Regions from separate parts of the Homo sapiens genome. Here region 1 is linked to region 2. A link is a loop called in an ENCODE intact Hi-C map of the cell type or tissue named here. Cell type or tissue: chondrocyte. All regions are shown on one strand. Links, peaks and the distances in the headings refer to the core of each region. The heading gives the core; the rest is flanking DNA.

Region 1 (5,366 bases), core at 49-5,048, 1.0 Mb after region 2:
GGGAAGCTTTCCACCTGGCCAGGAAAAAGACACACGTGGATAAAGAAGTCACAGACGTGCCAACTACTCAGCGAGGCCAGGGAGCCAGGAGCATCATGGAGATAAGCCAGCCGCCCGGAGAAGAGCTGCTCCACACACTAGCACTGGCCACAACCAAGCTAGGGCCAAGTCACATAGCCCACAAGACACAATGTCCTGTGTTCAGAAACAGTTCCAGAGAGATACCAAACTTTCTTTGGCATTTCTTCAGAAACGCTTGTGCCTCTCCCTCTCCTCCTACTCCTCACCATTGTACTCAGCCTCGCTCTTTCCACCTCCCGCCCACAACCTCCATCACCCGCAGCTGTTTGTGATGTGAATCAGCAGCCCCAGTTATTTCTCCTTTACCCGTCACCCGGACTCTCTATCCACAGAACAAAAGCAGCAGGCTCACCTGGGAGCTTGTTAGAAATGAAACTCCAGGACCCCACTGAAGACCTATGGAATCTGAAACTTGGAGGGCGGGCCCAGTCATCTGTGTAACCAGGCCCCCAGGGGATTCAGATGCACACTCGAGCCACTGCTTTACCTCAAAGGAGAGCCTGGGAGCTGGTCCACAAGGAGATTCCTCCCACCCTTTCTCCTCCACCTCTCCTGTGTTGTCTCTTCTGCCCATTTTCCAGATTGGGCATTATAGAAATCTGCAAAATAAGATGACCAAGACCGAACTTGTAGACAGTGATGAATGCCAAGGGGCAATCCTCTTTGAAGGAAGGGGGGAACCCTCATACACCAAGAAATCTTGTCTTTTTTTTTTTTTTTGAGACAGAGTCTCGCTTTGTCGCCCAGGTTGGAGTACAGTGGTGCAATCATGGCTCACTGCAACCTCTGCCTCCCAGGTTCAAGCAATTCTCATGCCTCAGCCTCCCAAGTAGCTGGGATTACAGGCACCCGCCACCACACCAGGGTAATTTTTGTATTTTTAGTAGAGACGGAGTTTCACCATGTTGGCCAGGCTGGTCTCAAACCCCTGACCTCAGGCAATCCACCTGCCTCAGCCTCCCAAAGTGCTGGGATTATAGCATGAGCCACCACACCCGGCCTTCTTGTCTCTTTTATGCCATGCATATTTGGCCTCTCCACCACAAGTTAGGCAAGGAAATAAAACTGGGCCTCAGGAGCCTCACACGGAGCCCAGGCATTCTGAAGCTCTTCCTCACTTTTCTACAGCAGATGTCCAGGATTCAGAGGCAAATCGCTGCTTTCTAGGAGTCTCTACCCACAGCTACAGAACTCCACCTTGAACAGGGGTCAGTGTGTTGTTCCTGCTCCTTGCTGAAGCTACTAATAGGATCACACGAGGCTGAGTCCATTGGACTGGCTCAAGTCAAAAGGAAAGAGGGACCTCCGTTCCTCCATCCAGGTGGGATGGATTCACGTGTCACCCCAGGGGCAGGAAGCAGCACTCCCTCCCCATCCGGGGACTATGACCATGTCACACGGGAGGGCGGTACATCTTTGGTTCTTAGGTTGACTTTCTACCTTGTTCCTCTGGAGCCTGGGCTCCTGGTGGGGTAAGGACAAGAAAGGCCAGGAGGCTATGGTAACTCGGACTACTTATGTCTGGGTCAGCTACTCTGCACTTTAAAGGGCAAGTTGCACACCTGTTGTGAGCAATACCTTTGTTCTTCCTGTCTTCAGTGCCTTCCGCATGCATCATCTCACATGCCGGACAGGCCTGGTGTTACCCCCGTTTTACAGGCGAAGGAACTGAGGCTCCTATAGGTTGTCTTTCTCAGTCAAAGCACAGTCCATGATAGGCATCTCCTGGGAACTTGATAGAAATGGACTCTTCGCCGGGCATGGTGGCTCACACCTGTAATCCCAGCCCTTTGGGAGGCCAAGGCAGGTGTATCACGAGGTCAGGAATTCAAGACCAGCCTGGCCAAGATGGTGAAACCCCATCCCTACTAAAACTACAAAAATTAGCCGGGCGTGGTGGCAGGCACCTGTAATCCCAGCTACTTGGTAGCCTGAGGCAGGAGAATCGCTTGAACCCGGGCAGCAGAGGTTGCAGTGAGCTGAGCTCGCGCCACTGCACTCCAGCCTGGGTGACAGAGTGAGACTCCATCAAAAAAAAAAAAGAAAGAAAGAAAAGAAAAAAAATGGACTCTTCAGCCCCACTCTGACCTGCTGAATCAGAATCTGCATTTTAGCAAGATCCCCAGGTATACTGAGAAGCACTGGGCTGGGATCTACCTGAGGTCTGGGAGCAGTCCAAGATTCTTCTTTTTAACAGTGATGTCATACTTTGGGTGGTAAGGACCTAAGAGATTAGTAGCAAAAGGCCTACTTTCTTGCTTGAGCCCCTGCTTGCTAGCTTGAGGACTCTGTTAAACCATACTTATTTTGCTTTTAGCTACCCAGAAGGAGAGGAGGTGGCCGTCTGTGTTCTCCAAACTTCTGGGACTCCTCAAGGAGTGAAGTCTGATCTACGCACGGAACCAACCACCACGGCAAAGGAAGAGCGATGGCGCCCCCATGTGGCAACACAAGCACTGCGATTTCACACAAGACCAAATCAGAATTGGCCGGAGGGGAACGTCAGATTCTTAGGGAGTGTTACTCCAACTAATGCTACACTCAGGGCGACTTCTTGGAAGGCAAAAGCCCCATAGTCTAGCCATACAACTTTCCAGAAAAGTAGCACTCTTCAAAACAGCTGGCATTAAAATTCTTGGCTCTGCCATCCACCCGTTCTGTGAGACTCTTTCCTCATCCCCAAAAATGGAAGGTCTGATGACTTCAAAAAGAGTTTTACCGTTTTTCCCCTCATTGAAAATAATAGAAAACAGTAAAATACTGCATTTCTGCCTTCAAGTATTCACTGAGCGCCTTCTCCATTCCCTGCTTCTTGCCGGGCTGCACGGAGGCAGCTGTAACCCAGGCAGAGTCCCTCCTTCAGTTGTGGGATGTAGAAGACAAGGACAGGACCAGTCACAGAGGAAAGACCTTCACTCATGCTGCGGCCTCCTTTACCACTGCATGGGCCCTTTCAACTTTCCTAACCCAGACAGCTCACCGGCTCCTCATGGCAGCCTTACACGGGTCCTACAAAGCTCCCCACTGGCACTCCTGAAAGGTACCCTATAACTGGAACCATCCTTTTGTGGAATATATACTGACCCAGCTCATCCTTAGAAATCCTTTGCTGGGATTTACATCCTGGAAGCTGGGCCACTGACTGGTCTTCCAAGACCATCTGTTTCCAGCTTTCTCTTCTGCAAGCATTAGCTGAGTCTAATTTAAATAATAGATATTTTAAAATACATTTTAAAGTTCATGTAGAAAAAAAAATGGGAGACCTCCAGTATGTGGTGAGTAAAGGTCTGCTTACTTGTGATAAAGTACTTGCAGTGCTTTCTCTCCCTCAACTGATCCAGGACTCCAAATCTAATAGTCCATCTCGCCCTTGAAGGATGTAAACCCAGACACACTAGTGAACAGGCCCGATAAAAACACAGCTTTCTGTAGTCTTTTCTGTGTTGTGTTTGAAGCTGGCGAATGCCACTTACGAAGGGAGAGTAAAGAGTCTCTACTCACCCTGTCCTAATGACGTGTGCTGAAACTGGAGGAATAAGGTCAGGATTAGCCTGGCACTTGCCCATGGATATTGAGCAAATCTGGAAAGCATTCTGTATTTTTTTAAATACTCTGAGGTCTTTCCTTCCCTGATCCTCCAGAAATTTACACCCTCCTTTATCTTTCCAGATGTGTTGCTTGTACCTCAACTTGGCCATTTTCCCTATTTGCCTCCTAGACTGATGCTTAAGAAGTCACCTCTTTAGTTTCTACACTTCTTGCAATATCTGCTCAAAATAGCAGTTCACAAAAACAGTGGCATTCCAGGTTAGAGGGTCATGGCCCAGGGCTGCCCCAGCCAAAGCCAAGTACATCCAAGGAATGTACTGGCAACTCCAAGATTCCCAATGGTCTCAAGTAAGTGGTGGGAACCATCCCCATTTACACACAGGACACTGCCCAACCTCCTTTCTCGCAGACTGATGCCTCATTTCAGAGGCCAAGCTTCTTTTTTTTTTTTTTTTTTTGCTTTTTTTTTTTTATTTTTTTTTTTTATTTTTTTTTTTTTAATTTATTTTTTTATTGATAATTCTTGGGTGTTTCTCACAGAGGGGGATTTGGCAGGGTCATGGGACAATAGTGGAGGGAAGGTCAGCAGATAAACAAGTGAACAAAGGTCTCTGGTTTTCCTAGGCAGAGGACCCTGCGGCCTTCCGCAGTGTTTGTGTCCCTGATTACTTGAGATTAGGGATTGGTGATGACTCTTAACGAGCATGCTGCCTTCAAGCATCTGTTTAACAAAGCACATCTTGCACCGCCCTTAATCCATTTAACCCTGAGTGGACACAGCACATGTTTCAGAGAGCACAGGGTTGGGGGTAAGGTCACAGATCAACAGGATCCCAAGGCAGAGGAATTTTTCTTAGTGCAGAACAAAATGAAAAGTCTCCCATGTCTGCTTCTTTCTACACAGACACGGCAACCATCCGATTTCTCAATCTTTTCCCCACCTTTCCCGCCTTTCTATTCCACAAAGCCGCCATTGTCATCCTGGCCCGTTCTCAATGAGCTGTTGGGCACACCTCCCAGACGGGGTGGTGGCCGGGCAGAGGGGCTCCTCACTTCCCAGTAGGGGCGGCCGGGCAGAGGCGCCCCTCACCTCCCGGACAGGGCGGCTGGCTGGGCGGGGGGGCTGACCCCCCCACCTCCCTCCCGGACGGGGCGGCTGGCCGGGCAGAGGGGCTCCTCACTTCCCAGTAGGGGCGGCCGGGCAGAGGCGCCCCTCACCTCCCGGACAGGGCGGCTGGCTGGGCGGGGGGGCTGACCCCCCCACCTCCCTCCCGGACGGGGCGGCTGGCCGGGCAGAGGGGCTCCTCACTTCCCAGTAGGGGCGGCCGGGCAGAGGCGCCCCTCACCTCCCGGACAGGGCAGCTGGCTGGGCGGGGGGGCTGACCCCCCCCACCTCCCTCCCGGACGGGGCGGCTGGCCGGGCGGGGGGCCGACCCCCCCACCTCCCTCCCGGACGGGGCGGCTGAGGCCAAGCTTCTTGACCAAGTACTCAGCACCTGCAGCCTCACCTCAAGCCCCTTCACCCCACCCAGCTCCCACCCTACTGAAGCATCTAACCCTGCTGGCCACTGCCACATCTCACATCTCTAGCTCCCTTCCTCCCAACATGCTTTATGCATCATAACTCCTCTCTGGCAGTTCCTTCTTTCAAAGCTTTTACTTCCTCTTCCTAACACATCTCAACACAAGCCTTCATCCCGTCAATGAGGAACACGACTCCAGCCCCAAAAGCTTCC
Region 2 (5,366 bases), core at 312-5,311:
AGGTGAGGCAGGCAGGGCCCACACCCCTTTAGGGGAGATGACAAGTGTAATCCCTGGTTTCTACAGGCTGGAGGTTTGGGAACATATGTACCATAGGAAACAAACTCCAAGTTTCCTGACTGTGGAGAAGGAAAGGAAAGAATATCATGCTCTGTTACTGAAACAGCTTATTCCTCAGGGTCAGGCTTTGAAAAACAAACCCAGTAAAAAGTATCTTTATTCTCATGTTTAAAAGTTTTTCTATGATGATGCATTAACAATACAAAAATATTTTGAACACTACAATAATCTTTTTCTCAAGACTTCTTGCAGTGTTACACTAGAATATGTGATCTTTGGATTCTGAGAAACCAGTGGCTAAAGTAGGAACTAAAGGCTTTTTTTGAGGGGTGTGTGAATACATGGACAGCCCTTTTTTTTTTTTTTTTTTTTTTTTGAGATGCAGTCTCCCTGTTACCCAGACTGGAGTGCAATAGCGCCATCTCGGCTCACTGGAACCTCCGCCTCCCGGGTTCAAGTGATTCTTCCGCCTCAGCCTCCCGAGTAGCTGGGATTACATGCGCGCACCACCACGTCCGGCTAATTTTTGTATTTTTAGTAGATACAGGGTTTCACCATGTTGGCCAGGCTGGTCTCAAACTACTGACGTCAGGTGATCCACCTGCCTCGGCCTGCCAAAGTGCTGGGATTACAGGCGTGAGCCACCGCGCCTGGCCCGGCAGCCCTTTTTCTTTGGATTTAGGCAAAAAACAAAAATTAAATTAAAGACTTGTTTTTCAAGGCTGAGGGTTGAAGCTTGGCTCAAAAATGGGTTAACGTAGGCTATGGTGAAAACCTGTTGTCCACTACTGGAGGTTTTCTGGGCTCCTTGATCTAGTTGTAATGGTCCTCTGTCCCGCAGCCCCATGGGGAAACTGGAGCCGGCCAGGCGGACTGAATGCTGAAAGACAGGCTCTGGCTGTCATGAGGTTTTGGGTTTGCCCTCTCAAGCTGCCCAGGAGCTGGCTGGACTGCCATAGATGAACTGGAAATGGAATTGTGAAAAAGGCTCTGTGAATGGGGAGGGGTGCACACTGGATTTGGGCCATGACTTCTTTGAACTGTTGACTGCAGCTGCTAGTGACAAGCCTGGGGCCAGAGCTTCTTAGGCTGGTGGGTTTCTCAGGGAACACTTCCAAATAATTTGAACTAGAGCTAGATACACCCTCCCCTCCCCAATTTGCCTGATAAGGTAGTGTCAGATTATTTCTGTTGCTTAGGTTGATAGGCCTAAACTTAACCTATTCCATTCCCCTTCCTGCTTCTTGCAAGCTCCTGAGATCATAGTAAGGGGCTTCCTCTGGTCCAACTTATGAGTAGCAGCTGGTTTTGTTTTTGTTTTTATAAACAGAGCTTCTCCATTTCCTTAGAAGAGCTGTCATCTTGAGCTTTGTGCTTGTGACCATGCTCACATGTTGTTTGACAAACCAGCTCATTCTTGGTCCATGAAGTGTCTGAATGGGGAGGGTGTGGCAGTGGGGGATGGGGGAGATGGGTAGAGAAGGTAGCTAGGCTCAGTTCAGCCCATCTCTGACCTATAGCAGAAAAGCTAGGGAGGCAGAGGCTTCTGGCTGGCAAGACAGATGGTACAAAGAATAGATGCAGGCAGCCATAGGTACAAGGGATTCCCTTAATTAGATGACACATCAAGACAGATCTGATTCCCACCACTTGGAGCAGTTTGAATCGATGACCCCAGGTTCAGGCAGAAGTCCTGCAGCCTCTGAAATCTTCAGGGTCTGGACCCTGAGATGACGTTAACAGGACCCCTGGCCAGTTTCCATGAGATCTGGGTCTCTGTCACTTTCAGGGGGTAGGCTCCTGGAGGCGGCCAGGTGTCCTGTGCCTGCTAGGCCACCTGTCTCTGAGATTCCTGTTGCTGTACCTGTGTGCTCTGCAGGGTGCTGCGGGGGGCCTGTGGGGGCCCTGGGGTTGGGAGGCTGAGAGCAGTGGAGAGACCTGGGGATGTAGGTGCCGGCTCCGCAGGGCTAGTAAGCAGTTCTGTGGGGAAGCGGGGCAGCAGATGGTATGAGGGTGAGTCCTGGGGAGCTGGGGACCCGGGGCAGCCTAGAGCACTGTCATCGGAAGGAACGGGGCTGGGGCAGCGGCCTTCTCCGGGTAAGTACCGAATGCATTTCTTTTTCCTCCTAGGAATAGTGAAGAGAGTTATCTGTAAACAGAGGGTGAATTCATAGTCATACACCACAACCAAAAAATGCTGCCTTTGCACAGGCCTGGCTGATTCCTTGTCCTCTCTTCCTGGGACTTGGGTGGTAAGTCAGTGTCCTCAGACTGCCATTCTGCTTGGTCTGGCCCAGACCTAGGACAGGTGCAGTTCCCAGAACAGCCACAAGGTGGCAAAGGGGCCTTTTGTCACTAGGCCTATGGGCTGTCATCTGTCTTCCAAGGGAGTCATCTCTCCTGTCTTCCAAGGGAGTCATCTCCCAGTCCCGGCCTTTGAGCTTCTCCAGATGTGTTTGTGGGACTCACATCTGCACCAAGGCAAGGGGCCGCAATGCCTATGGCTTCCTTGCCCAGCCATCCCAGTCCTCAAGCTGGGCTAGAGGAAGAAGACATGGACAGTGACTCTTGTCCATTACCATCCTTGAGTTCTCTGGGCCAGTTTGTCTCTGATGGAATGAATGGAATAGAACTTCCCCTGAAGACAGGGTTGTTTCCCACCGTGCATATGTATGTGGATACACAGACACACCCCAAACTCCTCCTTGCCCTTGGACAGGGAGTGTGGTGGGTACACTGAGAGGCTGGACAAGTGTTCCTTAGAGCCAGTGGCCTTACTGCCTGGAGTACCCTCTATCTTAGCCCTGCCAGGCCTGGCCTGAAACTGACTGAGGAAACTTTAACCACTTGTTGGGTAAACCTTGTCACACCCACAAGTATTTCTCTGTTGTATGGTGAAACACATGAGCCCTTTCCCTCAGACAGCCCAGGGTACCCCCTGGGTCCTCTCCCCCAGCCTCTCCAGCCCTTTGGTATCAGTAGGTACAAGATAGCAAGTCATAAGGCTACCTGGCAACCAGATGGTTCTGTGTTGTTGTCACCTTGCTTTTTCAGATTAAGGGCTCAGGATGGTACAGGCAGGGATCCCATCTTGAAGAGGAAGTGAGGGAGCCCATGGGCCATAATGACTTTGAGGCCTGGTAGAATGGGCTCCAGGCCCCCTTAGTGGTGGCTGAGCTGTCTGTTTGCTGAGGACCTGCTAGGCCCACTGGCATCAGAGCTGCCTTCTTGAGTCTGTCCTTCCTTTCTGGAACATTCTGTGTCTTTCTCTCCAATCCTCCTGCACTTAGACCCAAGTGGTCTTCTCCACGCGCTGTGTTCAGTATTTACTACTATTCTCAGGAGGCCTGGGCTCCCAATCTGCTGAGTATGCTAGTGGGCTGAGGGGCCAAAGGAGTGGGCTGCAGGCCCAGTGGAACATGTGCAGAGTCAGGGAAGCAGCTTAAAGCAAAGGGAGAACGATGGTGGGGACAAACCCACCTGCACGGACCACACCAATCCGTCTGCTGGTTGAGGCCAAAGCGAGCACGGCATTTCTTAGGCGAGCCAGGGTCTGCTCACAGCCATGCCAGAGGGGTAGAGCAGGGCAGAGGGCGAGCAGGCAGCGGGGCAGAGCAGGGCCCAGAAAGAAGAGGTAACATCAGTGTTAGCCAGTTATAGACACCCTACAGCCCCCATAGGCAGAGTGGGCCTCTCCATGGCACAGCCAGCCCCAGTGGGAGCCCAAGAGCCCAGAGCCAAGATATCAGGAAAGGTGGGCACCCAGGTACGCAGTAGAGGCAGTGGGAAGAATGGGAGGGAGGGAGTCCTGTCAATCTGGCTCATCTCTGTGGCTTGTGGGGCCCTTGCAGCATGGAGGCTGCAGAGGGGCCCAAGGAAGACCATGGAGATCCAGCCTTTTATGCCCTAGGGCCACCCACCTCCTCCCCAACTCCCTACCCATTTTATCCAGTTTTTCTTCATTCTTGACCTACATTCCTTCAAGGGATAAGGCTGAAGGCTATACCTTATGCTGTTCTACACACTTGCAGATGGAAGGAAGGGCCTATTCTTTGCCTTGGAAAAAGGGCTAGGAACTCTGCCCTGCTCTGTCCCAGTCCTAGCCTCCAGCTTCCCTGTGTGGGGACAGCACGGCTGAGGTGGTCAGGGATGTGGAGTCTCAGTTACCAGAGAGGCAGGAATTCACCCTTAGGAAGGAGGCCTGCAGCAGGGTGTGGGCTTCTCTACATAGAGCACTTTGCACTGCCATGAAAAATGTTGAAGTGGGGGTGATAAATTGCCAGGCTCCAGCCAGTAGGCTGTGTGTCTACTGGGCCTAGTCATGGGGCCTAGCTCAGCCTCTCCCAGTCTCAGCAGAACTAGCCAGGACATTGTTTGGGCTAAGCATCAAACCATACAGTCAGTTCTTTGCTGGTTTCTCTGGTGAGTGGAGCTAGCAAAGGTAGTGGGTGCAAGGCAGAGGAACGCACCATCTACTCCAATTCTACCCAGCAGAAGCCAGTTCTGCTGGGTTTCCCTGGGACTTAGTATAATATAGCTGTTTCTTGCATGGGAATTTGACTTGTGAGATGCAGGCCTTGTTTTCATAGGCCCCAGGCCCTGAAGGCTCCTAGCTGGGTACCGCGTTCCTCCCTTTGGGTCAGAGGAGGGCTGCTCTTGAAATGGGGACATGGAGAGGAGCCTCCACTGCTGCTGAGAGAAGGTCTCACCTGTGGTGGATTCTTGGTGCTTTTCCCTCGACCGCCTCTTCTTCTTCCCCTGCAGGGAACAAAAGGAGGGATGCTCAGATCTGGGAGGCAGACATTGGGATACCCACAGCCTGCTGCCTAGCTTGGGTAACCCTGGGATTCTGGGCGTACAGGCCCCTCCTACCTTGGGGTGCTGGTGTTTCTTGATTGCTGGTCTTGCTAGGCTGCTATGGAGTGCATTTAGAAGCTCTTCCCTCACCCCAATCTGGTCTCCAGTTTGAATGGAAGGAGGTGACTTCCAGACCCCTTTCTCCCCTTCTGCCCATGTGGCCCAATCAAATGTTGGGTAACAGCTCATGTGTGAGCATATTCTGGAGTGGAGAATAGGATGTGGGCTTGTCCTCTTCTGAGGCAGCCATGGGAGGCCTTGGACCCTCCGTGCCCTTCCTCATCGGTGCCTTCAGGACAGTAGTTCTGCGTTCCTTACTGAGATTGTGGCCTGGGGCATGGTATCTCAAAGGGTCCCCTGCCCACCCCTGCTGTGTGTCACTAGGCACTCACGTAGTTGTCCCGCGCTGACCAGCCTGGGTATAGCTGCATGTGCAGCTGCCTCTCCTT

The links. Hi-C counts contacts between places; a loop is a spot of excess contacts. Peaks named below come from ENCODE experiments on the same cell type or tissue, not always from the same donor. Only the 100,000 strongest peaks of a DNase experiment are listed, where the experiment ranks them.
Region 1: it touches region 2 in a loop (3-fold over the local background); 4 of 110 quality-filtered maps call a loop at or near these places.

What each region holds. Positions count from the first base shown.
Region 1 is chr5:133,108,548-133,113,913 of GRCh38, reverse strand. LOC105379178 (a long non-coding RNA gene) reads left to right here. Exons shown (of 3, transcript XR_948792.2): 3 at 2,399-2,846. Among named protein-coding and RNA genes, the nearest start is that of HSPA4, 59 kb to the right of the region's middle. RefSeq lists an enhancer at 5,348-5,366. In chondrocyte, for the core only: CTCF peaks have their summits at 2,301, 2,515 (motif pointing left) and 2,747; no DNase peak of the experiment used is centred there.
Region 2 is chr5:134,143,044-134,148,409 of GRCh38, reverse strand. TCF7 (transcription factor 7) reads right to left here. Exons shown (of 10, transcript NM_003202.5): 8 at 5,310-5,366; 9 at 4,770-4,818; 10 at 200-2,186. The coding sequence ends at 2,107. Among named protein-coding and RNA genes, the nearest start is that of TCF7, 31 kb to the right of the region's middle. RefSeq lists enhancers at 2,435-2,484, 2,595-2,674. In chondrocyte, for the core only: CTCF peaks have their summits at 2,205 and 2,404 (motif pointing right); no DNase peak of the experiment used is centred there.